Regions from separate parts of the Homo sapiens genome. Here region 1 is linked to region 2. A link is an interaction called in ENCODE POLR2A ChIA-PET data of the cell type or tissue named here. Cell type or tissue: OCI-LY7. All regions are shown on one strand. Links, peaks and the distances in the headings refer to the core of each region. The heading gives the core; the rest is flanking DNA. Region 1 holds the start of LOC107985189 (a long non-coding RNA gene). Region 2 overlaps LRIG2-DT (LRIG2 divergent transcript).

The links. Peaks named below come from ENCODE experiments on the same cell type or tissue, not always from the same donor. Only the 100,000 strongest peaks of a DNase experiment are listed, where the experiment ranks them.
Region 1: POLR2A ChIA-PET joins it to region 2 with 18 read pairs; 11 of 35 experiments call an interaction of 5 or more read pairs at or near these places.

The regions. Positions count from the first base shown.
Region 1 is chr1:112,984,203-112,998,362 of GRCh38, reverse strand. It overlaps LOC107985189 (a long non-coding RNA gene), which reads left to right and starts at 8,782. Exons shown (of 2, transcript XR_001738193.2): 1 at 8,782-14,160. RefSeq lists an enhancer at 1-929 and a silencer at 1,841-2,017. In OCI-LY7, for the core only: no CTCF peak of the experiment used is centred there; no DNase peak of the experiment used is centred there.
Region 2 is chr1:113,035,590-113,051,945 of GRCh38, reverse strand. It overlaps LRIG2-DT (LRIG2 divergent transcript), which reads left to right. Exons shown (of 3, transcript NR_103777.1): 2 at 3,385-3,523. Among named protein-coding and RNA genes, the nearest start is that of LRIG2-DT, 29 kb to the left of the region's middle. RefSeq lists enhancers at 7,467-8,386, 8,985-9,279, 9,308-10,227 and a silencer at 9,075-9,124. In OCI-LY7, for the core only: CTCF peaks have their summits at 8,958 and 9,162 (motif pointing right); a DNase peak (open chromatin) is centred at 9,125.

The sequences.
Region 1 (14,160 bases), core at 3,374-11,373, 56 kb after region 2:
ACTCACAGCAGCAATAAGAGACAAGATCCCTCTGGTAGAAGCTGGTGATCAAGGTATTGTGATTTCTTTTCATATCCCACCTCTTTCCAACATTCACATATTAAAGTGAAGCCCCCACCAACTCAGTATGAAGACTTGGCCCTGTTATACCTCCAGATTCTTGCAAGAGGTTTGTTTTCTGAACATTTCCCTCTGTGTACACCCCTCTTGTCTTAATTGGCCCTACCCACTGAGGTGGATTCCAGATCCTTCTCCTGTATCTTTGGCTTGGCTCAAGCCTCTGGCCCCTCCACTGCAAAGTCTAAAAGCAGGGAGATGGCCAAAATAGGCAGTGAGGGAAGAACAGAGGCATTCCTCTTGCATCTGCTCAGTCTCTCAGCAATCCTCTGTCAGGGAAGCTCTCAGGGTTACTGCCTGGCCTAGAGAGTCTCCCTTTCCTCACTGCATAAGAGAAGGGTGAGACACAGAACAAAGTCTCTCAGAGGCTGTCTGCTGCGTGCTGAAAGTCAGCCACTGTTGTTGAATATGGGTGTTCTCCATAGGCTCCATTCTGGGTGTAACTCCACAGAGCCGTTTTCTGGGTCTATTTCAGCAAGGGTCTGGATGAGTATTCTTCCAACATGACTCCTTGCCATATCTCTAGTTGTCATTGGCTCTCAGGGGAGTTGCTGTTCACGGTTTTCACAGGTTAACTGCTATTGTTGTTATTATTATTAGCTGGCATGCAGAGTGGCACACTTCAACAAACCCCGGCAGTAGTGACAAGCTACCACTTTAGCAAAGTTTGACTAATTGATTAAAAAAAGTTTTTGAACATTGGCATGTACATGAAACACTTGATGATGTAGATGGAAATAAAGATAAACAAGAAAATGAATTCTCTTCTCCAGGAGGTTACATTCTAATGGAGACATAGGTGCAGACATAAACCATTCTAATATAAAGTCCAGATAGAAGGACAGGTCACGGCCGGGCGCGGTGGCTCACGCCTGTAATCCCAGCACTTTGGGAGGCCGAGGCGGGTGGATTATGAGGTCAGGAGATTGAGACCATCCTGGCTAACACGGTGAAACCCTGTCTCTACTAAAAATACAAAAAAATGAGCCGGGCTTGGTGGCGGGTGCCTGTAGTCCCAGTTACTCAAGAGGCTGAGGCAGGAGAATGGCGTGAACCCAGGAGACAGAGCTTGCAGTGAGTCGAGATCGCGCCACTCCACTCCAGCCTGGGCGACAGAGCGAAGACTCCATCTCAAAAAAAAAAAAAAAAAAAAAAAAGGACAGGTTACAGTTATAATGCTCACACCTGCTAAGTTGAAGGAGAGCATTTTCACCTAGGAGGCCACCAGATAGATGTCTGTTGACTTCCTGGGATATCCTGATTCTGTTTTTGCTTAAGAAACCAACATCTGACCCGGCGCGGTGGCTCGTACCTGTAATCCCAGCACTTTGGAAGGCCGAGGTGGGCAGATCACTTGAGGCTAGGAGTTCAAGACCAGCCTGGGCAACATGGTGAAACCCCGTCTCTATTAAAAATGCAAAAAAAAATTAGCCAGGTTTGATGACGGGCCCCTGTAATCCCAGCTACTCTGGAGGGCTGAGGTAGGAGAATCACTTAAACCAGGGAGGCAGGGTTGCAGTGAGCCGAGATAGCGCCACTGCACTCCAGCCCAGGCAACAGAGTAAGACTCCATCTCAAAAAAAAAAAAAAGCCAACATCAAGGTTAAAAAAGGCAACTGTGGCCAGGCACGGTGGCTCACACCTGTAATCCCAATGCTTTGGGAGGCCGAGGTGGGCAGATCACTTGAGGTCAGGAGTTCAAGACCAGCCTGGGCAACATGGCGAAATCCTATCTCTACTAAAAATACAACAAAAATTAGCCAGGTGTTGTGGCGGTCGCCTGTAGTCCCAACTACTCGCGAGGCTGAGGTACAAGAATCGCTTGAACCCAGGAGGCGGTAGCTGCAGTGAGCCGAGATCGCGCCACTGTACTCCAGTCTGGGCAACACAGTAAGACTCTGTCTCAAAAAAAAAAGAAGAAAAAAAGGCAATTGTAACATGTCAAGCACCATAAAATAGATACTTAGTAATGCCTTATGTGCATATAAGAGGAGTTTGCTATGTTATCATTTTCTTTTAAATTGATCTCTTAAATTAGTCAAATAGGTTGACCTGTTAATCACTTCCCTTTTGCTTCTCTTCCCTGTTCCTTCGGGCAACTAACATGAGAACAAACAAAGTTCAGTACCAGGAATAAAGTTGACTCATACTCTTAGGCTTTCTCTCCTTTTAGAACACATTGATTGAAGACTTGGAGTGGGGTGACATTCATTCTCATAGGGAAAAAGATAAAGTCGCCAAAGCAGAAAGGTTAAGAAGGGAGCAGGGAATATGAGGTGAAGAACTAGGAAACAGTGGCTATTGGACTGTCTTTTTTTTTTTTTTTGAGACAGTCTCACTCTGTTGCCCAGGCTGGAGTGCAGTGGCATGATCTCAGCACTCTGCAACCTCCGCCTCCCGGGTTCAAGTGATTCTCCTGCTTCAGCCTCCCTGTAGCTGGGATTACAGGTGCATGCCACCACGTCCAGCTAATTTTTTCATATATTATTTTTTAGTAGAGACAGGGTTTCACCATATTGACCGGACTGAATTAGACTGCTTTTGACAAAGTTTCTTCATCTCAGAAGAAAAGTCTGTTTCGTGAAGATCATATTCCAGGTAGAAAGATGAAGATGAGTAGAAATCCCACATATTCTGTCCCAACATCTTAGAGGAAGAGAATAAGTTGTGACAACACAAATAGTATCTTTGTGACCTGGTACCAGTCCATGCTTTCCGGGTCTAGAAAATTTAAAAACAAAATGGATAGAGTACAGGTTCCAATACACAAAATTAGCAGTAAAGAGAGGTGGACTGAGCTGGGCGCAGTGGCTCACACCTGTAATCCCAGCACTTTGGGAGCCCAAGGAGGGTGGATCACCTGAGATCGGGAGTTTGAGACCAGCCTGACCAATATGGAGAAACCCCATCTCTACTAAAAATACAAAATTAACTAGGCGTGGTGGCGCATGCCTATAGTCCTAGCTACTCAGGAGGCTGAGGCGGGAGAATCCTTTGAATCCAGGAGGCAGAGGTTGCGGTGAGTTGAGATTGCATCATTGCACTCTAGCCTAAGCAACAAGAGCGAAACTCTGTCTCAAAAAAAAAAAAAAAAAAAAAGAGGTGGACCGTTTTCAAGGCAGAAATCTCAATGGTGCCACTGAGTAATTTCAGGTCAAGAGATAAATGGCCAGACGCAGTGGCTCACCCCTATAATCCCAGTACTTTGGGAAGACGAAGTGGCTGGGTCACTTGAGGTCAGGAGTTCAAGACCAGCCTGACCAACATGGTGAAACCCCATCTCTAATAAAAATACAAAAATTAGCCAGGCATGGTGGCGGGTGCCTGTAATCCCAGGTAGTTGGGAGGCTGAGGCAGGTGAATCGATTGAACCTGGGGGGCGGAGTTTGCAGTGAGCTGAGATCACACCACTGCACTCCACGCTGAGCAACAGAGTGAGACTGTCTCAAAACCACAACCACAACAACAACAACAACAAAACAAGAGGGTAGAATTGATGTCTCTCCCTCCAGTGAGTTCTTAAAGGCTTTTTTTTTTCTGTGTCATGCCTTTGTTTCTTTACTATCTAAATTATCACTGAAGTCTGTATATGCTATTGAAAATATTCGTTTGTCTTCATATAAACTCTTAACTACTTAAGGGCAGCAATCATGTCTTCATACCCTCAGTGGCAACTAGCTCAGTGCCGACTCTTATTAGGTCATTAAGAAATGTCACTGGATTTGATGTTTTAGGAGAATTGGACTTCAAGGGTAAACAGCTGCAAGGTCTGGCAATCCATAGGTCTGGCCAAGAATTACCACGAGGCAAGACAACATTTGGCAATTACAAGGGCATTCCAGTGAAGTGGAGTGTCAGATTTTGCAATAGTTCTGCAAATAAAATAGATTTTTCTGGAGCGGCTGGGTTCTTGGAAAAACACGCGTTGATGGCAAAAATTAATCTGGGTCCCACTTTTATAGAGATCACGCAAGATATAATCTCTGCCAGAGTCAAATAAGAAGTGGTGATATTAATAAATTTTCTGGGCCGGGCGCAGTGGTTCACACCTGTAATCCCAGCACTTTGGGAGGCCGAGGCAGGCAGATCACGAGGTCAGGAGTTCGAGACAAGCCTGGTCAACATGGTGAAATCCCATCTCTACTAAAAATACAAAAATTAGCCAGGCATGGTGCCACATGCCTGTAATCCCAGTTACTCAGGAGGCTAAGGCAGGAGAATCACTTGAAGCCAGGAGGCAGAGGTGGCAGTAAGCCAAGATCATGCCGCTGCACTCCAGCCTGGGCAACACAGCAAGACTCTGTTTCAAAAAATAAAAAAAATAAATTTTCTGGGTTGTACAAGGAATTATGCTAGGTATTATACATGCAGATTTTTTTTTTTTTGAGACGGAGTCTTACTCTGTTGCCCAGGTTGGAGTGCAGTGGCATAATCTCAGCTCACTGCAACCTCCGCTTCCTGGGTTCAAGCAATTCTCCTGCCTCAGCCTCCCAAGTAGCTGGGACTACAGGTGCATGCCACCACACCCAGCTAATTTTTGTAGTTTTAGTAGAGATAGGGGTTTCACCATGTTAGCCAGACTGGTCTCGAACCCCTGACCTTAGGTGATCCACCTGCCTTGGCCTCCCAAAGTGCTGGGATTTCAGGTGTGAGCCACTGTGCCCAGCCTGCAGAATTTTTTTTCTTTTTGAGACAGAGTCTCGCTCCGTCACCCAGGCTGGAGTGCAGTGGCGCGATCTGGGCTCACTGTAAGCTCCACCTACCGGGTTCATGCCATTCTCCTGCCTCAGCCTCCTGAGGATCTGGGACTACAGGAGTCCGCCACCACGCCCAGCTAATTTTTTGTATTTTTAGTAGAGACAGGGTTTCACCGTGTTAGCCAGGATAGTCTCAATCTTCTGACCTCGTGATCAGCCCACCTCGGCCTCCGAAAGAGCTGGGATTACAGGCATGAGCCACCGTGCCCGGCCCAGAATATTTTTTAAAGTAAGATGTGATTACTGTCCTCAAGCTTAAAACCTTAGTGAGAAGTTAATATAGATGTACATAAAATAATCAGAGAATGATATGAATGTTACATTGAGTTAGAAATTAAACATTACATTACTGTCCTAAGATGGTAGCCATGAGATGGGTCTTGGGACTCCTCAAATTGTTGTAGGTATTTGCCCCCCATCCTGAGGTCATTTGAAACATAATAAAGTTTATAGCTTTAACACCTCCCCCACCACTCCACCTTACCACCACCTATTAATAGGTCAAGATAGCATTTCACTTGCCTGGTGCAATAATGTGCCTCATATACCGTCTAGCCTCTGAGCTAGGATCTACAACCCCAACTTATAGACTAAGATTCACTTCATTTCAATGACTCAATTCTTCCAGCTGGAAGATCATGAGGAGACTAGGTCTTTAGTTCAAAGAGTCAGTCTCAGCCCTGCTTGGTGGCTCATGCCTGTAATCCCAGCACTTTGGGAGGTGAGGTGGGAGGACTGCTTGAGGCCAGGAGTTGGAGACCAAAGTGGGTAATAAGGTGAGACCCTGTTTCTACCAATCAATCAATCAATCAATAATAAATAAAAGAAACTGGCTGAGACCCTGTCTCAAAAGAAAAGTCTCAAAGGTAATCAGGACTTTGGGGATGGGAAAAGAGTTCCTGACTTATACTTCCCTAGGACTAAATTTCTTGCCAGTAACTTTTCTGCCTCTGAATAGAGTTACAGACCCCAAAATTATCTTGTCACTGGGATCTCTGGTTTCTATGGCCGGGGGTTTTGGATGTCAACTTTCTGTGCACCTGAATCCTGAATCTGTATAAATTGTCCAATGCATCTTAGATTGTTTTTGGAATTTTTTTTTTTTTTTTTGAGACGGAGTCTCACTCTGTCACCCAGGCTGGAGTGCAATAGCGCAATCTTGGCTCACTGCAGCCTCTGCCTCCCAGATTCAAGTGATTCTCCTGCCTCAGCCTCCCGAGTAGCTGGGATTACAAGCGCCTGCCACCACACCCAGCTAATTTTTGTATTTTTAGTAGAGACAGGGTTTCGCCATGTTGCCCAGGCTGGTCTTGAACTCCTAACCTCTAGTGGATCTGCCTGCCTCAGCCTCCCAAAGTGCTGAGATTATAGGCGTGAGCCACCGCGCCCAGCCTATTTTTGGAATTTTTATCATAGTATAAGTAAAAATTTTCTGCCAAGGTCCCAGGGGCTAGTTCTGGCAAAAGAATCACAGGGAAGATTCTACACAGCACACTGGTAGCCTAAGGGTCTCTTATTTCATCATGTGTCTTACTACAAGGCAACAATGAGTGAGAGGCTGCAGCTTTGTGATGAGCTCATAGTCATCAACTGGTTTGTGATAGGAACAGTAACTAAAGAAGATTTCTGCTTTAAGGTTTAAGGGAATGAAAGGGTTATTTCAGGAAGAAGAAGAAAAAAAAACCCACCACAGAATGGATTAGCTAGCAAGGTGACTATCCAGACATGATATGCCTTAGCATTTACATCAGATCAAATAAGATAATGCCCAAATACCCAGCTCAGTTCCTGGCACTCAACAAATATTAGTTCTTTTTTTTTTTGTTTTTTTTTTTTGAGGCAGAACTCTCACTCTGTCACCCAGGCTGGAGTGCAGCCAGTTCTCTTCCTCTTGTATAGAGATTTTACAGTTTACAAACTGCTTCTGCATACATTAAATCCCCCCCGCCCAAAACCTTCTGAATCAGATATTTCCCCCAGAGTAGTGATTTCACCTCCTAAAAGTATTGCAAGGCTGAAAGTCAGATCCAGGTCTTTAGACACCAAAATGAGTTCTCTTTTCTCCATAGCCCAAATCCTTCTATTGCTTTGTCCTAGATTTAAGATTGCAAAGGTTGGATTAGCGTGCTAAGAATGAGATGGAAAAGAAAGAATGATCTGTGAGTTCCTGTGTAGCTGAGGTTATCAGGGCCTTATTATTATATACCTTTATTTGTATTAATAAAATAACAATACTGCATTTTATCTGTCCCAAGAAATATATAGTTATATTGTAATATCTCAGAAATCAAGATGTGTCTTTTTTTTTTTTTTTTGAGACAGTCTTGCTCTGTTGCCTAGGCTGGAGTGCAGTGGCGCGATCTAGGGTCACTGCAACCTCTGCCTCCCAGGTTCAAGCGATTCTCCTGCCTCAGCCTCCCGAGTAGCTGGGATTACAGGTGCCCACCACGACGCCTGGCTAATTTTTGTATTTTTAGTAGAGATGAGGTTTCACCATGTTGGCCAGGCTTGTCTTGAATTCCTGACGTCGTGATCCACGTGCCTTGACCTCCCAAAGTGCTGGGATTACAGACGTGAGCCACCGCGCCCGGCCAAGATGTGTCTTAAAACTGATGTTTTACAGTTGTTTCTTCTGCTCAGCAGTTGTGCTATAGTTGTCATTGTCTTTTTTTTTTTTTTTTTTTTTTTTCTGAGACGGAGTTTCACTCTTGTTGCCCAGGCTGGAGTGCAATGGTGTGATCTCAGCTCACTGCAACCTCTGCCTCCCAGGTTCAAGCAATTCTCCTGCCTCAGCCTCCCGAGTAGCTGGGATTACAGGCATGCACCACCATGCCCGGCTAATTTTGTATTTGTAGTAGAGACGGGGTTTCTCCATGTTGAGGCTGGTCTCGAACTCCTGACCTCAGGTGATCCGCCGGCCTCGGCCACTCAAAGTGCTAGGATTACAGGCATGAGCCACCACACCCAGCCGTCATTGTCTATTCATGCCCAAACTTGATTGATTGTTAATCCTGGTGGCATGACTGGAAAACTGAAACTCATAGCCCTTTCAGTTTGTTCATTTAAGTATCATTTAAGCAAGCTATATGAATCCTACTTGTTGCCTGAAAACCTTTCATTGACACCTTCCTGTAAGATCAAGAAAGCATTAGCATCAAAACTTGCAGACTGGATGTCAGAGACTTGGAAGAAAAACTCAGATAAAAATAGTCTGGCCAGGCACGATGGCTCATGCCTGTAATCCCAGCACTTTGGGAGGCCAAGGCAGGTGGATCACCTGAGGTCAGGGGTTCGAGACCAGGCTGGCCAACATGGTGAAACTTCATCTCTACTAAAAATACAAAAAAAAAAAAAAAATTAGCTGGGCATGGTGGCAGGCACCTGTAATCCCAGCTGCTTGGGAGGCTGAGGCAGGAGAATTGCTTGAACCCGGGAGGTGGAGGTTGCAGTGAGCCGAGATCACACCACTGCACTCCAGCCTTGGTGATTGAGGGAGATTCTGTCTCAAAAACAAACAAACAAAAAAGGTGAAGACCTGAAGACCTGCCTAAGGAACATTACATCACCAGTGCTCTCGAGGCCACACTTGTAATATTATATTGAAAAATACAGACATAGGCCGGGCTTGGTGGCTAATGCCTGTAATCCCAGCACTTTGGGAGGCCAACACAGGTGGATCATCTGAGGTCAAGAGTTCAAGACCAGCCTGGCCAACATGGTGAAACCCTGTCTCCACTAAAAACACAAAAAATTAGCCGGGCCTGGTGGCGCATGCCTGTAATCCCAGCTACTCGGGAGGCTGAGGCAGGAGAATTGCTTGAACCCAGGAGACAGAGGTTGCAGTGAGCTGAGATCATGCCATTGCACTCCAGCCTGGGCAACAAGAGCAAAACTCTGTCTCAAAAAAAAAAAAAAAAAAGGAAGAAAATACAGACATTGATGATTCAGAGTCAAAAGTGATTCAGAGACAGACTCTGAATGTGAAGACATTTTGGACTACCCTACCTAAATAGTTTTCATTATATTTTCCTTTTATTAAAGCACAAGTGTGATATGATAAAAATCAATGTTCAGGTTCAATGAGAATAGTCATATTTGTATATATATGCCTCATAATTTATATAGTCAACTCATTTTGATCATTATAATAACGTTGTGACATTAGTAGCAAAATATTATCTCCAATTTTACCTCTGGGAAAAATAAGGCAGATTAAATACTCAACCATGGAATCAGGACTCATCCTAATTAAGTCTCATCCTAATTAAATCTTCTAGAATAAGCCTAAAATCCTTCTTTTCCCTCTAAAATTTCAAGACTTGTATCAATTTTAGAGCCACTGTTTGTTTCTTTCTGAGAGCCACTGTTTTTATTTTATTTATTTATTTTTTTGAGACTGAGTTTTGCTTTTATCGCCCAGGCTGGAGTACAATGGCGTGATCTCAGCTCACTGCAACCTCCGCCTCCTGGATTCAAGTGATTCTCCTGCTTCAGCTTCCTGAGTAGCTGGGATTATAGGTGGCCGCCACCACACCCAGCTAATTTTTGTGTTTTTAGTAGAGATGGGTTTTCACCATGTTTGCAGGCTGGTCTCAAACTCCTGACCTCAGGTGATCCACCTACCTTGGCCTCCCAAAGTGCTAGGATTACAGGCATGAGCCACCACGCCCGGCCGAGAACCACTGTTTTTAAAAAATTGAGCAAATTTGGTGAGATTGATGATAATATAATTCGGAATGAATACTGAACATGACTCCTTTTTGGCAAGGGAAGTCAACTATCAGAATTGTAACAAATCACTATTACACACAGCCTAGTACTTTGCATAGCAAAGTACATAAAAGGTACTAAATAAATAATAGGAGTTGTATTACTCAGGGCAATTAACACTGACTATCCCAGCAGTCAGACTCTAAATCCTCAGTGGTTTAAACAACAAACATTTATATCTCACACATGTCATCTATCTAGCACAGGTTGGCAAGCAGTGAAAGTTCAGTGTTGCTCAACTCCTCACCTTCACTCAGTGCTATGGTTTGAATGTTTGTGTCCCCTCCAAAATTCATGTAGGAACTTAATGCCCAAAGTTATATTAACTATTAAAAGGTGGGACCTTTATGAGGTGAGTAAGTCATGAGTGCTCCACCCTCATGAATGGAATTAATGCTTTATAAGGGAGGCTTTACACAGCATTTCTCTCTTTTTACCCTTCCATCCCTTCCACGATGTGAGGACGAGGAGCCACTGGAAGCACAGACATCAAACTAGAATAGACTAGACTAGATATCAGACCTATTGTTGCCTTCATTTTGGAAATCTCAGCCTCCAGAACTGTAAAAAATGCATTTCTATTATTTATACATTACCCATTCTCAGGGTTTTTGTTTGTTTGTTTTTTGTTTTTTTGAGATAGTCTCGCTTTGTTGCTTAGGCTGGAGTACAGTGGTGCTCACTGCAACCTCCGCCTCCCCGGTTCAAGCAGTTCTTTTGCCTCAGCCTTCCCAGTAGTTGGGATTACAGGTGTGTGCCACTATGCCCAGCTAATTTTTTGTATTTTTAGTAGAGACAGGGTTTTGCCATGTTGGCCAGGCTGGTCTCGAACTTCTGGCCTCAGGTGATCCACCTGCCTCGGCCTCCCAAAGTGCTAGGATTACAGGCATGAATCACCGTGCCCTTTGGGAGGCCAAGATGGGTGGATAACCTATGGTCAGGAGTTCCAGACCAGCCTGGCCAATATGGTGAAACCCTATCTCTACTAAAGTACAATACTTCCTCAGATGGAAATGAGGAAAATGGTATTAGAAACTGGAGGAAAAGCCATTCTTGTGGCAAAGAACTTGACTGAATTGTTTCTGTGTCCTAACGTTTTATGAATGGCAGAACTTGTGAGTGATGAACCAGGATATTTGGCAGAATTATCTGAGCAAAGTGTTGAAGGTTCTGCATGGCTTCTTTTGATTGCTTATAGTAAAATGTAAGAAGGGAGAAATGAATTAAAGATAGAACTAAAAGGGAAGCAGAAGATTTGGAAACTTCTCAGCCTGGTGTTAAAGAAAAATCTGAGGCACAAGAGTTTATTTGAGTGAGATGCAATTCATGAGTTGGGGAACACCAGACTAAAAGAAGTTTAGTGTCCCAATGATGAAATGTCAGGTATTTATTGGGAAAATGGAGAAGCAAAATAAATTATTTGATTGGCTTCCAATTACAAAATTCCTTTTTTTAGGTACTTGTTGGCAAGCCCCTAATCACATAATCATACTTATCATGGCTGGGGTTGAGTTTTAGTTTTGTCTAGCATGAACCATCAGAAATTACCCAACTTAAGTTTTTGCAGTTTAAGCAAGATTTAGGTTATTTTTTATTTTATTTTTTAATTTTTTTGAGACAGAGTCTCTCTCTGTCGCCCAGGCTTCAGTGCAGTGGTGCGATGTCGGCTCACTGCAAGCTCTACCTCCCAGGTTCACGCCATTCTCCTGCCTCAGCCTCCAGAGTAGCTGGGACTACAGGCACCCGCCATGACGCCCAGCTAATTTTTTTGTATTTTTAGTAGAGACGGGGTTTCACCGTGTTAGCCAGGATGGAGATTCAGGTTATTTTTAAGGCCTCTGGTTTTGTCTGCTCAAAAAGTTTTCTGGCCAAGTCTCCATTTTAATTTAAACACTGGCAGGGTTGCAAAGCATATTTCAGAAAGCATACCAAGGATGTGGCCAAGAGGCTATTTGATAAAATTAATAGGGATAGGAGGAAGCCAGATGCTATTCTCAGGACAATGGAACAATGACCCTGAAGGCATTTCAGAGATCTCTGAGGCTGCTACTCCCATCACAGGCCCAGAGTGCTAGTGCCTTGAGGGAAGAAAGGCTTCAAAGGAGGGACCTTGGGGCTCTCAATATTGCCTCAAGTCTGTTCCCTGCATTCAGGTGCAGAACTCCTTGGCTGCCCCAGCTGTGGTTCAAGTGGGCCCAAGTGAGGCTTGGGCTGCTGCTCCAGGAGGCACAAGCGATAAACTTCAGTGGGATCCTTGTGCTGCCAGCTCTGCAGGCATGCAGACTGCAACACTTGTGGAGGCATTGCTACCTCCACCTAGATTTCAAAGGCTCTCTCTGAAAGCCTCAGGGCCCAGGTAGAGAGCTGCCAGGGATACTGCAGAGAACCTCCACTAGGCAATGTCAAATGGAGTTGTGGGTTAAGGCCATTGTAGAGAGCCCTGTCAAGTACAGTATCTAGTGGGGCCATGGGGAAGGGTCAGCTCTACTCCCCCAACCCCTGGCAAGACCCAAAACCTAGAGAGCCACCAGTGTGCAGCATCAGTCAGGGAGAGCTGCAGCATGGGCTATGCCCAGTGATGCCATAGGAATGCAGCTGTCCAGGGCTTTGGGGGCCCAACCCTCACCCCAGGGTGTCCAGAAGGTCGCACATAGAGTCAAAGATTGTTTTTCTGAAGCTTCAAGATTTAAAGTTTGCCTTGTTGGATTTTGGACTTACTTGAGACCTGTTACCCATTTCTTCTTGCCTATTGCTCCCTTTTAGAATGGGAATGTCTGTCGTATGCCTGTACACCATTGTATTTTGGAAGCACATAACTTGATTTCACAGGCTCACAACGGGAGAGGAATTTGCCTCATGATGAATTGTACCTTGAGTCACATCCAAATGTTATGAAGATGATATTTAGATGAGACTTCAGAGTCAGACTCTAAAGTTGATGCTGGAACAAGTTAAGACTTTTGATGTTATTGGGATGGAATGATTATATTTTGTAAGTAAGAAGGACATATATTTTGGGGGGCCAGGGGTGGAATTCTACAGTTTGTGTCTCCTCCAAAACTCATATTGAAATTTAATCTACAATGAAACACTCTTTAAGAGGTAGGGCCTTCAGAGGGTAGGCCCTGAGGGCTCCACTCTCACAGTGCTTTAGAAGAGGACTTGAGGGGGTGGGTTTGCCCCTTCTGTCTCTTCCTCCATGTAAGGACACAGATTTCAGACCCTCTGAAAAATGCAGCAACAAGGCATTATCTACTAGTGGCTTGATATTGGACTTTGCAGACTCCAGAACTGTGAGAAACGAATTCCTATTATTTGTAAATTATCTAGTCTTAGGTATGTTGCTATAGCAGCACAAACGGACTATGAGACTCAGTAACCAAAATGACTCAAATTATATCTTGTGGCTGAACCATGTGGAATATTAACCTCTGGGGTTGTGTGACAGGTAATAACAGGGTTGGGGAGCACATTAGCTTATACCTTCCTCAGCCTAAAAATGATACATGTCATTTCCTTGATAGGCCATTAGCTTGCTGTAATCACATGATCCAAACCTAACTGTAAGGGATGCTGGGAAAAGCAGGGGAGCAGTGGAATATTTGATGAGTACTGTTTATACAACAGCAGTTCTATAAATATTTCCTTGAGGGCAAGAATCTGTTTTATTTACTGATATTCCCAAACATCTAGAAAAGTGCCTGACATTTAGTGTTCACTAATAATTACTGAATCAATTAATTGATGAATTAATAAATGGCATGTGAAGCTGGTATGAATCTATTCTGAAAAGTTGCCAGATAGAATGATATGCAAGTTCAGGTTAATATTTCAGCAACAATTAGTGTTAACAAGAAAAAGGTATTTTGGTAAGAATTTATTTGAAGTTGACTAACATTCTCAAATGTAGTTACAGATTACATAACATCTTTTTTACAGGAGCTTAACAGTTCTTTAAATTGACAAAAATGTGAGGAAAGACAACAGTTAATTCTAAAAGCCAGTTTGGATTTTTTGTTTCATTTAAAAACAAACAGCCTGTGGCCGGGCACGGTGGCTCACACTTGTAATCCCAGCACGTTGGGAGGCCAAGGTGGGCAGATTACAAGGTCAGGAGTTCGAGACCAGCCTGGCCAACATGGTGACACCCCATCTCTACTAAAATTACAAAAATTAGCTGGGCGTGGTGGTGCGCACCTGTAGTCCCAGCTCCTCGGGAGGCTGAGGCAGAAGAATCGCTTGAACCCAGGAGGCGGAGGTTGCAGTGAGCCGAGATCGCGCCACTGTACTCCAGCCTGGGCCACACAGTGAGACCCTGTCTCAAAAAAGAAAACAAAATGAACAGCCTGCAGTCTTCCTAGAAATGACTGTTTAGGGAGTTGGGAACAGCTTGCCATGGAGAGAATTTAAGATTGTCATAATAGGAAAAGGTAAGGAGTAGCGAGGTAGGGGGAAACATTCAATAAACAGCAGTCCTTTTCACTCTAATAGAAAAACCTGTTCTCAGTTTTACCAG
Region 2 (16,356 bases), core at 1,190-9,189:
TGAGCCATCCCACGAAGCCTATCATTTTTTCCTTTTATTTTATTTTTTTTTGAGATGGAGCCTTGCTCTGTTGCCCAGGCTGGAGTGTGATGGCGTGATCGCCGCTCACTGCGACCTCTGCCTTCTGGGTTCAAGTGATTCTCCTGCTTCAGCCTCCTGAGTAGCTGGGACTACAGGCGTACACACCACCATGCCCAGCTAATTGTATTTTTAGTAGAGACAGGGTTTCACCATATTGGCTAGGCTGGTCTCGAACCCCTGACCTCGTGATCCGACCGCCTTTGCCTCCCAAAGTCTTGAGATTACAGGCATGAGCCACCATGCCCGGCCCTCATTTTTTTTTTTTTTTTTTTTTTGACAGAGTCTCGCTCCCTCACCCAGGCTGGAGTGCAATGGTGCGATCTCGGTTCACTGCAACCTCCACCCCCTGGGTCCAAGCAATTCTCCTGCCTCAGCCTCCCAAGTAGCTGGGATTACAGGCACCCACCACCATGACCAACTAATTTTTTGTATTTGTTTAGTAGAGACGGGGTTTTGCTATGTTGGCCAGGCTGGTCTCGAACTCCTGACCTCAGGTGATCCACCCACCTTGGCCTCCCAAAGTCCTGAGATTACAGGCGTGAGCCACTGCACTCGGCCGCCTGGCCCTCATTTTTTATAACAGATTTAAACAGCACAAAAAAGGAAAATTAAGTCATCCCTTACCACAGTCCTAACTTCAAAGGGTACTGCTTAGAATTTCCTGTATTTCCTTTCACACATTTTCTTTTTCTTTAATTTCAGCTTTATTGAAGTATAACTGACGTAACATAAACTGCATATATTTTAAGTGTACAACTTGGTGAGTTTCAACATATGCATATACTCGTGAAACCATAACCACAGTCAAGATTAAAAATGCACTATCCACCGGGTGCGGTGGCTCATGCCTGTAATCCCAGCACTTTGGGAGGCGGAGGAGGGCAGATCACGAGGTCAGGAGTTTGAGACCAGCCTGGCCAATATGGTGAAACCCCGTCTCTACTAAAAATACAAAAATTAGCCGGACGTGGTGTCAGGTCCCTGTAATCCCAGCTACTCTGGAGGCTGAGGCAGAAGAATCACTTGAACCAGGGAGGCAGAGGTTGCAGTGAGCTGAGATCGCACCATTGCACTCCAGCCTGGGCAACAAGAGCAAGACTCTGTCTCAAAAAAAAAAAAAAAAATGCACCATCCATCACCCATCATTCCTCATGCTCCTCTGTAATCCATCCCTCACTCCCCCACCCACCAACCCTGTTTGCAGACAACCACTGATCTGCCTTGTCACTATAGATTAGTTTATACATTAAACTCTTATATAAATAAAATAGTACAGCATGTACTCTTTTTTCTTGGCTTCTTCCACACAGTATAAGGTTTCTGAGATCTGTCTACATTGTTATGTGTATCAATAGTTGATTCCTTTTCATACTTTTGTATTTCCATGGTATGGATGTACCTTAATTTGTCTACCCATGCATTATTGATGGACATTTGAGTCATTTCCAGTTGTTTATGACAAATAAAACTGTTCTGAATGTTTATGTACAAGTCTGTGTACACATACAAACCAATCTGATTTGAATAACTGTTAAAACAACAATAGCAACAGCTGTGAGTGACTGAGGAGAGGACCTGGGTAGAGTGGTAGTGGCAACATGGGAGCTGTTTCCTTTTCAATGTGTGAGTAGCAAACATTTTAATAAAGTTGTAAACATCCAGTTATCCAAATGTTTACAAATAGGAATTATTGCTGAGCGTGATGGCTCACGCCTGTAATCCCAGCTCTTAGGGAGGTAGAGGCGGGAGGGTAGCTTGAGCCCAGGAATTCGAGACCTGCCTGGGCAATATAGCGAGACCCTGTTCTCCACAAAAAGGAAAAAAAAAAAGAGACAAATAGGAATTACTGAGTTTATTGCAAACTTAGATTTCACCAATCCAAGTGCCCATCTAGTATAGGCCCAATGGGTATGTCACCACTTCTGGAAGGAATCTGGAGAGGCCACCAGCCATATTTTCCTTGCAAACTTAGAAACATTGGAAATAGCTGGGCGCGGTAGCTCACGCCTGTAATCCCAACACTTTGGGAGGCCGAGGCAGGTGGATCACCTGAGGTCGGGAGTTCGAGATCAGCCTGACCAACATGGAGAAACCCCATCTCTACTAAAAATACAAAAAAATTAGCTGGGCGTGGTGGCACATGCCTGTAATTCCAGCTACTAGGGAGGCTGAGGCAGGAGAATCACTTGAACCTGGGAGGTGGAGGTTGTGAGCTGAGATTGCGCCATTGCACTCCAGCCTGGGCAACAAGAGTGAAATTCTGTCTCAAAAAAAAAAAAAAGAAAAGAAAAAGAAACACTGGAAATAAACTCCCTGAGGACAGGAACTTAGGTCACTGCTCTATCCCAGTACCTAGTGACCTGACACATGTACACACAAATTATTCTTTTCTAAGCAGTTCATTCCCTTTTTGGACAGTTCCAACGATTATAAACTTACATGGAGCAGATAAGTGATCTATCTTTTTGCCCTAATTATGCCCTCAGGAACCATATTTTCTAAATAAGACTTTAAAAATATTTTAAAATAGCTCCACTCCCTTTACTTCTCTAAGTTAAACAGACCCAGAGTCTTTAACCGTTTGTTAAAGCACCGTTTAACTTAGGAAAGTACTGACCAGGTCTTCTTTCTTCTGAAAGGCAGTGTGCTTAGTGACTAAGCATATGGGTGGAAAAGTCTGCCAGATCTGTGTTCAAATCCTGAGTATTGTGGTATGGTTTGTGGCAAATTCTTAATTTTATTATGCCTTAGTTTCTTCGTTTGTGGAGTGAGGATAGTAATAGCTGCCATACAAGATTGTTGCTAGAGTTAAATGAGAACATTTTTGTTGTTGTTGTTGTTGTTGTTTATTGAGACGGAGTCTCGCTTTGTCACCAGGTTTGAGTGCAGTGGTGTGATCTCGGCTCACTGCAACCTTCGCTTCCCGGGTTCAAGCGATTCTCCTGCCTCAGCCTCCCGAGTAGCTGGGACTACAGCATGCACCACCATGCCCAGCTAATTTTTGTATTTTTAGTAGAGACGGGGTTTCACCATGTTGGCCAGGATGGTCTTGATCTCCTGATTTTGTGATCCGCCTGCCTCGGCCTCCCAAAGTGCTGGGATTATGGGCCTGAGACACCGCATCCGGCCTGAGAAAATGTATTTAAAGCCTCCTGCACAGTGTTCTTAGCATTAAATATCTCCCAGGTTTTTTTCATTTGTATAAATTTAAGAAATACAGTTTAAGGAGTGTGGTTTTGTTACATGGTTATATTTTGTAGTGGTGAAGCCTGGGCTTTTTTTTTTTTTTTTTTTTTTGGACAGAGTTTTGCTCTTGTTGCCCAGGCTGGAGTGCAATGGCGCGATCTCGGCTCACCGCAACCTCTGCTTCCCAGGTTCAAGCGATTCTCCTGCCTCAGCCTCCTGAGTAGCTGGGATTACAGGCATGTGCCACCAAGCCCAGGTAATTTTGTATTTTTAGTAGAGATGGGGCTTCTCCATGTTAGTCAGGCTGGTCTTGAACTCCCAGTCTCAAGTGATCTGCCTGCCTTGGCCTCCCAAAGTGCTGGGATTACAGGGGTGAGCCACTGCGCCCGGCCAAAGTCTGGGCTTTTAGTGTATCTGTCACCTGAATAATGTGTACATTGTACCCATTAAGTAATTTCTCAACCCTCAACCCCTCCCACCATTCTGAAGCTCCGTCATTCCACACTCTATGTATAGGTGTACACATTATTTAGCTCCCACTTGTAAGTGAGAATATGTGTTATTTGACTTTCTGTGTGTGAGTTGTTTTACTTAAGATAATGGCCTCCAGCTCCATCCACATTGCTGCAAAAGACATGATTTCATTTGTTTTTATGGCTGAATAGTATCCCGTTGAGTATATATACCACATTTTCTTTATCCAATTATGGTTGATGGATACTTAGGTTGATTCCATATGTTTGATATTGTGAATAGTGCTGAGATAATCATATGAGTGCAGGTGTCCTTTTGATATAATGATTTATGTTCCCTTGGGTAGGTACCCAGTAGCGGGATTACTGGATAGAATGGTAGTTATTTTTAGTTTTTTGAGAAATCTCCATACTGTTTTCCATAGAGGTTGTAGTAATTTACATTCTCACCAATGGTTTTTAACCTATTGGATTACTGACATTTAAATAAATAATAGCATGTTAATATCCAGTGAGGCTTCAGAATATTAACTGAGTATTCATAGGCAAATTACTCACCCTCTGTGCCTCATTTTCTTCATCTATGAAAATGGAATAATGACAGTACCAACTTCATAAGATTATGACAATTAAATAAGTTCATGTATGTAAAATACATAGAACAGTATGGTACATGCAAATGTTACATAATTACTTGTTTTATTAGTTATTAGCCAAAGGTATTGGTGTGTATATCAGACCCTGGAGAGGGAGGAGGTTTACAGTGGAGAGACAGAAACACTGCAAAAGTGCATCTGACCATCATTTCTTTCCCAACTCCTCCTTGCTAATTCCATTTTCGGGCACCTCTTCCTTTTCCCTTGGCCTCCCCAGAAACTCAATTCCCCTCAATTTTGTTACACAAGCAACTGACTTCTCTACCCCCTATTCAACCCCAGGCCTTCTTTGCAGAGCTAGCTTTGTGACTGTGCCCTGCTATCCTGTGAGCATTTTCCCCAGATCCAACCCCTCAGGACCACTTCGAGCTCTCTTTTCCTTTTGCCTCCCCCAATAGCTTCTGGGAAGAGCAGGGAATAAGATAGAGATTTATTTCCCCACCAAACAGAATTTTGTCATCTCTCTTAGAAGAAGAAGAAGCAACAATCAATTCTTACGTTAAATGGCAATTTTAATTATTTTGACTCATAAACATTTTAAAAACATATTTTAACCACAGTTAAAAATACATATTTTAAACATATTTAAACATATCCTCCATATTATGAAATTTCAGTGGTGCGTTACCTAGGTCTTGATGTTTTAATGAGTGAAGTCTGTGAAAATGAGGTTCTAAATGCTAATCAGGGTTTCCTAATTCTGAGAAAGAAGTCAGGAAGGATGTCGTTAGCTCATCTGACCACAAATGTAACACTGATTCTGCCTAGGAGAGGAAGAAAATAAAGCAAAACGTGAGCAGTGCTGCTTTCTCAGCCTCAATTAACACGAGAACACCATCTCCTCCACTCTCTCCCAAGGACCTGACAAGACAGGCAGAAGCCCTTGTTCTTGAACAATTCAGAGGGTTGGTAGGAAGGTCTCCAGGGAGATACTGGACCTCCTGCCACTAACTGCAGTTGGGCTCTCAAGTGATTAATGGAAAAATAAAAGATGAGACTATATTTATATCCCAAACTGTGGAGTATGCCATACCAGTGACACCTGATTATACGGCTAAGTGTTCCAAAATTCATCAGCCTGAGACTACAGAATCAGGTTACATTTTCTCTTTTTTTTTTTTTTTTTTTTTGGGACAGAGTCTTGTTCTGTCTCCCAGTCTGGATGGAGTGCAGTGGCGCCATCTTGGCTCACTGCAACCTCTGCCTCCTGGGTTCAAGCCATTCTCTTGCCTCAGCCTCCCAAGTAGCTGGGATTACAGGCATGAGCCACCACGTCAGGCTAATTTTTATGTTTTTTTTTTTTTTTTAGTAGAGACAGGGTTTCACTGTGTTGGCCAGGCTGGTCTCGAACTCCTGACCTCAAGCGATCCACCCACCTAGGCCTCCCAAAGTGTTGGGATTACAGGCGTGAGTCACTGTCCCCAGCCACATTTTCTTTTCTTTTTTTTTGAGACGGAGTCTTGCTCTGTCACCCAGGCTGGAGTGCAGTGGTGCAATCTTGACTCACTGCAACCTCTGCCTCCCAGGTTCAAGCAATTCTCCTGCCTCAGCCTCCCAGGTAGCTGGGACTACAGGCGCGTGCCACCACGCCCAGCTAATTTTTTGTATTTTTAGTAGAGATGAGGTTTCACCGTATTAGCCAGGATGGTCTCGATCTCCTGACTTCGTGACCACCCGCCTTGGCATCCCAAAGTGCCTGCATTAAAGGCATGAGCCACCATGCCCGGCCGACATTTTCTTTAATATACAAATTTCAATGATTCCAATCGTCTTCTCTGGAATATGACAAGCTAATTCTTTTTTTTTTTTTTTTTGAGTCAAAGTCTCGCTCTGTCACACAGGCTGGAGTGCAATGGCGCAATCTTGGCTCACTACAACCTCTGCCTCCCAGGTTCAAGCGATTCTCCTGCTTCAGCCTCCTGAGTGGCTGGGATTACAGGCACACACCACCACACTCGACTAATTTTTTGTATTTTTAGTAGAGACGGGCTTTTGCCATGTTGCCCAGGCGGGTCTCAAACTCCTGAGCTCAGGCAATCAACCCGCCTGGGCCTCCCAAAGTGCTAGGATTATAGGTGTGAGCCACCGCGCCCGGCCTGAGAGGCTAATTCTTATTATTAGACTTCCCTTTACTTAATTGTTTGTTTGTTTGTGGCAGGAATACTGGGAGAAAGTCAATATGACCCTGGCATTTGCAGGTGTCCTCCCCAAGTACATTTGCCACCCTTGCTGTGCTCCATAGCTCTCAGGTCACCTGATGCCATCTAGGGACTGACTTCTCCCTGACTGCTGTTGCTTTCTCCCCGAGATGTGGTTCCCCAAGCCTGGACACAGGCTCTACCCTTTACTCCCCAAAGAATACCTAAAACCAACAAGTAGGTGCCAGGAAAAAAAAGCCTGACAGAAGTTTTGAGGATCACAGAAGGGAATGACACTAAAATTGAGGAAAATCTAAACACAAGGGGATGTCCCATTGCTCTTTGAATCTGTTAGCCCACACCCTCCCTAGGGTACCTTCTACCAGGGCTGGCTTCATGGGCCTGTGACCTATGCCATCACACAGGTCCCCAGTCTTAGAAGGGGCTTCATGCTTAGTGTTCTGCTGTCATCATCTTGAAATTCTTAATAATTTTTGAATAAAAGATATCCTGAATTTTCATTCTACACTTAGCCCTGCAAATTATGTAAGTGATTCATGCCTTCTAGTAACCATTCTTCTCTTTAACCCCCTACCTGCCTGTATGTGCAGAGACCAGTCCCACATCTTGCCAACAAAAGCGCCCATGATTATAGTCAACTCAGGCACACTATTGCTCCAGAGATGCAAAAAACCTTGCTCACGATGAAGACTTAGGAGTGACGAAATTGTCCTTCAAGTACCATAACCACAAGGTAGTGATACGAACAGATAACCAGCATATATTTGGGGTAATATTGGCAAAATTATCCAAATGTGGTAGATTCAGATATTTGGTCCCATGTAGACCAAAAACGAAGCAAATAAAATTTTATTTAAAGATGTTTGTTTTGGTTAAAGGGCTTGGCCTCACTTAGATGGACTCACCCTATACATGAGGGTGCTTGGGGGAGAGGCTAGAGTGTTTCATGACACAAAAACATTCTATTTGTTTTATTATTATTATTATTATTATTATTTGAGATGGAGTCTCGCACTGTCGAGCCCAGGCTGGAGTGCAGTGGTGGGATCTCGGCTCACTGCAACCTCCACCTCCTGGGTTCAAGCGATTCTCCTGCCTCAGCCTCCCGAGTAGATGGGATTACAGGCACCCGCCCCCACGTCCGGCAAATTTTTTGTATTTTTAGTAGAGACTGGGTTTCACTATGTTGGTCAGGCTGGTCTCGAACTCCTGACCTCAGGTAGTCCACCTGCCTCGGCCTTCCAAAGTGCTGGGATTACAGGCATGAGCCATCGTGCTGAGCTGACACGAAAACATTCTGAAGAATTTGGCTATGGCACTGATCTCCAGCCCACCTGCACTCTCATCTCCACCCCCAATTCTCCACCTCCTACACCCCTCCCCCTACTCCACCTCAGCCCCTTAGGGCGATTTAAGTAATTTTCCAGACCTGACTCTGAAGTTATCTTCCCAGCAGGAGTCGCAAGGGTGAGTGGTAGAGGGGTGAAGACCTTCAGTGACCAGCTATAGTCTGAGCTGGGAAGGGACAAAGGCAAGAAGAAGGAGGAAATGGGTCACTGCCCATGGCTGGCAGAGCAACTGCTGTGCCTGAGCTTTTATTCTGTGAACAAATCTTTGCTCTCTTCACCAGTGACCCACATGAACTGTCATTCCCAACTGCAATAAAGTGGGGCAAGGGCTGAGAAGGGCTGAGAAGGGCTGACTCCACAGCTGTGGAGTAAGAGTTCCCTGGCAGGAGAAGAAAGACTGAAAGACACAGGGCTTTCATGGAGGCAAAAGAAACAAAGAAAGTCTGAGACAAGGAGATTAAAAAACAAAAACAAAAAAACAAACAAAAACCTCTGAAAAGCCTAATTGCCCCTAAATGCCTCGACACCAAAACTTTGTCATTTTTTTCTTTTTTGTGGCTGTCTTCCCATTTTATTTTTAATTATTTTTTTTTTCCGAGACGGAGTTCCGCTCTTGTTGCCCAGGCTGGAGTACAATGGTGCGATCTTGGCTCACTGCAACCTCTGCCTCCCAGGTTCAGACGATTCTCCTGCCTCAGTCTCCCGAAAAGCTGGGATTACAGGCGTGCGCCACCATGCCTGGCTAATTTTTGCATTTTTAGGAGTGACGGGGTTTCACCATGTTGGTCAGGCTGGTCTGGAACTCCTGACCTCAGGTGATCCACCCGCCCGGGCCTCCCAAAGTGCTGGGATTACAAGCGTGAGCTACCACACCCAGCCTGTCTTCCCATTTTAAACACCCTTTATGTTCCAAGTGAGGTAAAGGTGAGGAATAAAAGGGAGAATGGTTGCAGAGCCTCATTAAGCTGGGAGCTAGGATCACAGGAGCTAGTGGAGATCTTGGGTGAATCCTACTGTTTCTTGAATGAGTCCTAGAAACGCCCGCTCATTTGGCTACTTCTTCCTTTCCTGCACACAGGAATTTAACAAGATTCTTCTACAGCCTGGTGACTTTGTGATCTCTTAGCCTTAGTCATGTCCTCTTTCCCTCCCACCCTAGCCCCAGAGACTCTTCCTCTTTTCCTTGGCAGTTCGAGTCCCAGAGTGTTATTTATCAGTCAGCAGCAGAGGGCGATCTGGCCCCGGAGAATGACCCGGTCAACTCGGGCCATATGCCTGGGTTGCTAATGACTTGCAGCTCCATCAACATAAAGCTGAATTCTTCACAAAGGAACACTGTCACTAAGCTTTTTCCTTTTCATTCTTGAAAGCTACACTGCCTTAGCTAACCCCTTCCCCCTCCCGCCTTCATTCCTGCTCTCTTTCCTCTCCCAACCTCTTGGAAGCAGCAGGAAATGAACAAGGTCCACAGTGGAGAAAAACAAATCCCAGGGCCCTGCTGAGGAAAACCACAGGAAAATGACCAAGTGGCATTAGCAGCTGCAGGAGTTTTAGGTAGCTGTGTGGTGTGCGTGTATGTGTATGTGTGTGTGAGAGAGAGAGAGAATCCCACATAGCAGTACTTTTCATAGTTTAGCATAACATAAAAATCACCTGGCGAGCTTGTTAAACCACAGCTTCCTGGGCCTTACCCAGGAATTCCCGGGGCCCAAGAATTTGCATTCTTAACACTCCTAAGGTATTTTAATGATGCCAGTGGAGGACTGACCACATTTTGAGCAGCACTGCTGTACACAAATGCAGTGAAATAGAATGTATAGATCTGAGCCAGGGGCTTGCTTGGATAACATCCTGATATGATGGCCTCCCCCAGAAGAGTCAGGCCAGATCCTTCCAATTCCAGGCCAGAAGATTTCATAGATCAGCCTACAGCTGTTCCCTCCCCTTGAAAAAGAAGCAGAGAATGTATCAACAAGAGCATTGTTTGGAGAGGGCTGAGCTCAGATAATAGGCTGGTTCTCCATTGACTGTTTCTTTCATCCCAACTGGCAGAAGAATCACAGAAGGCCCCTCCTTTCCCCTCCAGCAGAGATGGATGCTCTACCTACTTAAAAATCAAGAATTCTTCTGACCTTGGCTGTGTCCAACAACTCATGCCCAGAGGCTTCTGACCTGTCCCCTCCTTAGCACCCTCCAGATCTGAGAACCTCCAGAGTCACAAAGGCCTGTGGAAAGAGCTGGTTATCTTCAAGATACCCAGAGGCGCTTGGGCTGATTTAAAGGCACTACTCCCTTCTGTTTATGCAGCAGAAGATAACAAGACAGACAGAAGTGCTGCTATGGTCTGAATGTTGATGTCCCCACAAATTCATCTGTTGGAATTTAGTCCCTGATGTGATACCAATCAAGAGATGGGGACTTTAGGAATTGATTAGGTCAGAAGGCTACAGCCCCCATGAATGGGATTAGTGGCCTTATAAAAGAGGCTGGGGGGCCTGGCGTGGTGGCTCACGCCTGTAATCCCAGCACTTTGGGAGACTGAGGCAGGCAGATCACTTTGGGTCAGGAGTTCTAGACCAGCCTGGCAAACATGGTGAAACCACATCTCTACGAAAAATATTAAAAAATTAGCTGGGCGTGGTGGCGCATGCCTGTAGTCCCAGGTATTCAGGAGGCTGAGGCAAGAGAATCGCTTGAATACAGGAGGCGGAGGTTGCAGTGAGCTGAGATCGCGACACTGCACTCCAGCCTGGGCGTCAGAGCAAGACTCCGTCTCAAAAAACAGAGCTGGAGGGAGACTGTGAGACACATTTAGAAAGCATCATTTATGAGGAACCAGCCCTCTTTGGCAGCTTGATCTTGGGACTTCCCAGCCTCCATATATGGTACCAATCCTTCTTTAGTTTTAGTGTCCATATCACAGAAGGGCTCATGTTGTAAAAGAAGTCAAAAGCAGCCTTGAATAATCAGAACCCTTCTGCCAGATTGTCTAATGTCAATTTGTTTTCTAGAACTACTGCTTCTACATGTTCTTCCTCTTCATCTGGCTCTGGTTTGGAAGCACTTATCTCCATCAAGTCATCTTCTGTTAATTCCTCAGGTGTGGTGTCTATTAGCTTTTGAATTTATCCAAGATCTGTATCTTGAAACCCTTTATCTCCCACCTTTTTTGGGACATCCACAATCTCTTTCATGATTTCCTTGATTGCTTCTGTCATATATCCTGATAAGTCATGCACAACATCTGGACACAGTTTTCTCCAGCAGGAATTTATTGTTTTGGGCTTGATGGCTTTCATAGCTTTTTCTGTAACAATGATGATGTCTTCAATGGTGTAATGCTTCCAGACTGTCATGATGTTCCTATCAGGGTTATCTTCCATACTGTTGACAATCCTTTCCATAGAGTATCATGTGTAATGAGCCTTAAAGGTCCTTATGAACCCCCCATCTAGAGGCTGAATTAGAGACATATTTGGGGGCAAATAGACCACTTTGACACCTTTGGTGTTGAACTCATGAGGTTCTGGGTGGCCAGGGGCATTGTCCAATATCAAAAGAACTTTAAAACGCAGTCCCTTACTGGCAAGGTACTTGCTGACTTCAGGGACAAAGCATCAGTGGAACCAATCCAGAGAAAAGGATTCTCATTATCCAGGCCTTCTTGTTCCACAACTAAAAGACTGGCAGCTGGTATTTATCTTTTCCCTGCAAAGCTTGAGGGTTAGCAGCTTTACAGATAAGGGCAGTCTTAATCTAAACCTGACTGCATTTGTACAAACAGTAGAGTTAGCCTATCTCTTCCTGCCTTAAATCCTGGTGCTCGCTTCTCTTCCTTACTAATAAATGTCCTTTGGGTCATTTTTTTCCCCAGAATCAAGCACTTTCATCTGCATTAAAAACCTATTCAGGTAGATATCCCTTTTCCTCAATGATTTTCATAACGTCTGGAAAATCATCTGCTGCCTCTTAGTTGACAGAAGCTAATAATTCTCTTGTTATCTTGACATTTTTAAACCCAAACCTCTTTCTAAAATTACCAAACAATCATTTGCTAGCATTAAATTCTCTCGCTTTAGATTTCACCTTCTTTTTGCTTCAAGTTGTCATATAATGACTTTGCTTTTTCTGGAATCATATTAGACTATATACGTATGAATTTCTTATAGCAATACCGCACCAATATAAATATATTGCACCAAAATAAATATAAAATAAATGCAATATAAAAGTTGCATTTTCAATACAAGATATAAAGGTAGTTTGCAAAAAGTGCAAGGTTTTCATGACTGCTGGTATAGCTGCAGTGACAGTTTCACAAATTTCCTTTCCTTTTTTTTTTTTTTTAATGGTTCTTATGCTGGATTCATTTATCTCGAAATGGCAGACAAGTACAAGCTGCAGGCCTCAATCTGTGGAAATATCAAGCAATTCAACTTTTTGTTGTAATGATATAACTATTCTGTGCTTCTTGGGAGCACTTCCAGCATCACTAATGGCACTTCATATGGTCCCAAGGTGTTATTCAAGGTTTATGGTATTGCACTAAACATGATGAAAACTATGTGAGAACTGAGAGATCACTTTTTTTTTTTTTTGAGACAGTGTTTCACTCTTGTTGCCCAGGCTGGAGGGCAATGTTCACAATCTCAGCTCACTGCAACCTCCGCCTCCTGCGTTCAAGCAATTCTCCTGCCTCAGCCTCCCGAGTAGCCAGGTTCAAGCGATTCTCCTGCCTCAGCCTCCCAAGTAGCTGGGATTACAGGCGTGCACCACCATTCCCGGCTGATTGTTTTTTGTATCTTTAGTAGAGATGGGGTTTCACCATGTTGGCCAGGCTGGTCTTGAACTCCTGACCTCAATTGATCTACCCACCTCAGCCTCCCAAAGTGCTGGGATTATAGGTGTGAGCCACTGTGCCCAGCCTACTACAGTTAATTGTATGCAGTTATGATTTAATACTGCATCTCTATATTTGTTTGCATTTATTTCCACTGTGAATGGTGCAAGTGTTTGTAAGTGTACTTATGTGTAAGTTTTGATTTTTTTTTTTTTTTTTTTTTTTGAGACAGAGTCTTGCTCTGTTACCCAGGCTGGAGTGCAATGGCATGATCTCGGCTCACTGCAATCTCCGCCTTCCGGGTTCAAGCAATTCTCCTGCCTCAGCCTCCCAAGTAGCTGGGATTACAGGCATGTGCCACCACGCCCGACTAATTTTTTGTATTTTTAGTAGAGACAGGGTTTCACTATGTTGTCCAGGCTGGTCTCGAACTCCTGACCTCAGGTGATCCGCCTGGTGGCCTCCCAAAGTGCTGGGATTATAGGTGTGAGCCACCATGCCTGGCCTCTGATAAATTTTAACTTTTTATAATGGATTTATATATCTTTTATGGCAGTAAATAATAAAGTACACTAGTATCTACATATATTTTATGCATTTATGACACACTCAACTTTTTCTTTTTTTTTTTTTTTGAGATGGAGTCTCGCTCTGTCGCCCAGGCTGGAGTGCAGTGGCGCGATCTCGGCTCACTGCAAGCTCCGCCTCCCGGGTTCACGCCATTCTCCCACCTCAGCCTCCCAAGTAGCTGGGACTACAGGCACCCACCACCATGCCTGGCTAATTTTTTGTATTTTTCTTTTTTAGTAGAGATGGAGTTTCACCGTGTTAACCAGGATGGTCTCGCTCTCCTGACCTCATGATCCACCCTCCTTGGCCTTCCAAAGTGCTGGGATTACTGGCGTGAGCCACCGTGCCCGGCCCAACTTTTTCTTAATTTAAAAAACATTTCTGGGTTGGGCGCGGTGGCTCACGCCTGTAATCCCAGCACTTTGGGAGGCCGAGGCGGGTGGATCACGAGGTCAGGAGATCGAGACCATCCTGGCTAACATGGCGAAACCCCGTCTCTACTGAAAATACAAAATTAGCTGAGCATGGTGGCACATGCCTGTAATCCCAGCTACTCAGGAGGCTGAGGCAGAAGAATCGCTTGAACCCAAGAGGCGGAGGTTGCGGTGAGCCGAGATCATGCCATTGCACTCCAGCCTGGGTGACAAGAGCAAAACTCCATCTCAAAAAAAAAAAAAATTAGCCAGTGTAGTGGTGCATACCAGTAATCCCAGCTACTCAGGAGGCTGAGGCAGGATAATCGCTTGAACCCAGGAAGTGGAGGTTGCAGTGAGCCAAGATCGTGCCACTGCACTCCAGCCTGGGTGACAGAGTGAGACTTTGTCTCAAAAAAAAGAAAAAATCTGAGTATAAGTGGACCTGTGCAGTTCAAACCCATGTTGTTCAAGGGTCAACTGCACATTTCTCTTACAAGAGTAACTTTCCAAAGCTACTCCTATGTCTGCAATTTCTCAAAATAACCAGCCGGAAATTATTAATATGCCAAAAAGGCATGTTTTGGGGTGGCATATTTCTGTCTCCTACAGTCATACTTAAATGTGGTATCTCCTGAGTCCCAACACCCTCAGGAGCCCATAGTTTAACTGGATACAAAGACTAACAAGAAAATATATAGTAAGAGCAAATAAACCAAAATGTAGTAAAAGCATGGAGATAGCAGAAAACCCTCAAGGGCATTAGCGGAATGGGAACACATCCTGAAAGAAGGGATTGAGATGAGATTTGAAGGGTGAATGTGAGTTCATCAAGGAGATCAAAGAGCAAAGACTTGAGAGGGAATCTTGAGTCGTGGGATATGAAAAAATAGTGGGTAATGCTGAAATATAAAGTGCAGTCAGGGATCACAGGCCCCTTTCTGTTCTTTTATAGCACCTGGCACTTCAGACCACTTCGAGCATTTATCACCACTTCTCAACCAAAAGGGTGACCAAATGGGATTATTTGTTTCACAAACCCCTGTAAGAACTGTCAGCAGGGAGTGCTTTCCCTTCTAAATCCCCTCATGGCAGGGAAGAGTACTGGATAGGAGTAGGGGTAGATTTCCCTCTGGAAGGTCACTACACCAGAAACGCCCCAGGAATCTGGAGGTTGGTTTTCTCACATGGAACAGTCTGTTTGGCTCTGGCAGCTAAGAGGCTAGCAGTTCTACTGTGCCAAGCTATAGGAGATGAATGAAATGAGCAGAAACCACCAAGAGGCCAAGAAGACCAATTAGTGAGCATATGAAATCTACCCCCAGAGACTCCAGAATGACTCAGAAGATCACTGAGAGGGTTATAGGTTGTGTAAATCTGGTGGGGTAAGGAACAAAGAGCACTGCTTGGTTACTGCTACCATGACCCAGTTTCTCCCTCTGGGCAGGTGTGGCTGGGAGAAACACATTTAACATGGAGATCATTAGGGCTGCCAGTAGTGGTTAGGGTAGGTATGTAAATACTTTCCAAGGAGTACAGGGCAGTGGTTAGTTTCAAAGAAATCAATTTCTAGATCCTCAATTTGATGCGCCCCAGAGGACATCTGCAGCCCTGATTTTCTTTTCCCATCTCATTTTCTCAATTGCCCTCTTCTCACTTTATCAAAAAAAGTTTATCTCTTACTCTTCCCTAATCCTGACAAATGATGCATTACTCTGGGGTGAAAAAAGCATGTAAGGCATCAAAGGGACAATTCCAAATTTTTTTTTTTGAGACGAAGTCTCACTCTTGTCCCCCAGGCTGGAGTGCGATGGCACGATCTCGGCTCACTGCAACCTCCGCCTCCTGGGTTCAAGCGATTCTCCTGCCTCAGCCTCCCGAGTAGCTGGGATTACAGGAATGCACCACCATGCCCGGCTAATTTTGTATTTTTAGTAGAGACGGGGTTTCTCCATGTTGGTCAGGCTGGTCTCGAACTCCCGATCTCAGGTGGTCTGCCCACCTCGGCCTCTCAAAGTGTTGAGATTACAGGCACGAGTCACTGTGCCCGGCCATAAAATGTTTTTAATCACTAATTATATTAGTACAAGATTACATAGAAATGGATTCAAAATATGATTTCAAAAAAAAAAAAAAGAAATAATGTAAAATTAAAGAGTGTGATATGAGAGCTGGGAGGATGGCTTGAGCCCAGAAGTTTGAGACTGCAGTGAGCTGTGATGTGCCACTGCTCTCTAGGCTGGACAACAGAGCAAGACCTTGTCTCAAATAAATATATAAAGATAAAAATTTAAAAAAAAAAGTGTAGTCATGAATTTTCTAAATTGATGATGGTAATATCAAATTACTATATTTATATTCCTGTAGATTCCTTTAAAAGGGTGCTTTCGGCTGGGCTCAGTGACTCAAGCCTGTAATCCCAGCACTTTGGGAGGTCGAGGCGGGCAGATCGCCTGAGGTCAGGAGTTCAAGACCAGCCTGGCCAGCCAGGTGGAACCCCGTCTCTACTAAAAATACAAAAATTAGCCAGGAAGCTGAGGCAGGAGAATCGCTTGAACCTGGGAGGCGGAGGTTGCGGTGAGCCGAGATCATGCCATTGCACTCCAGCCTAGGCAACAGAGTGAGACTC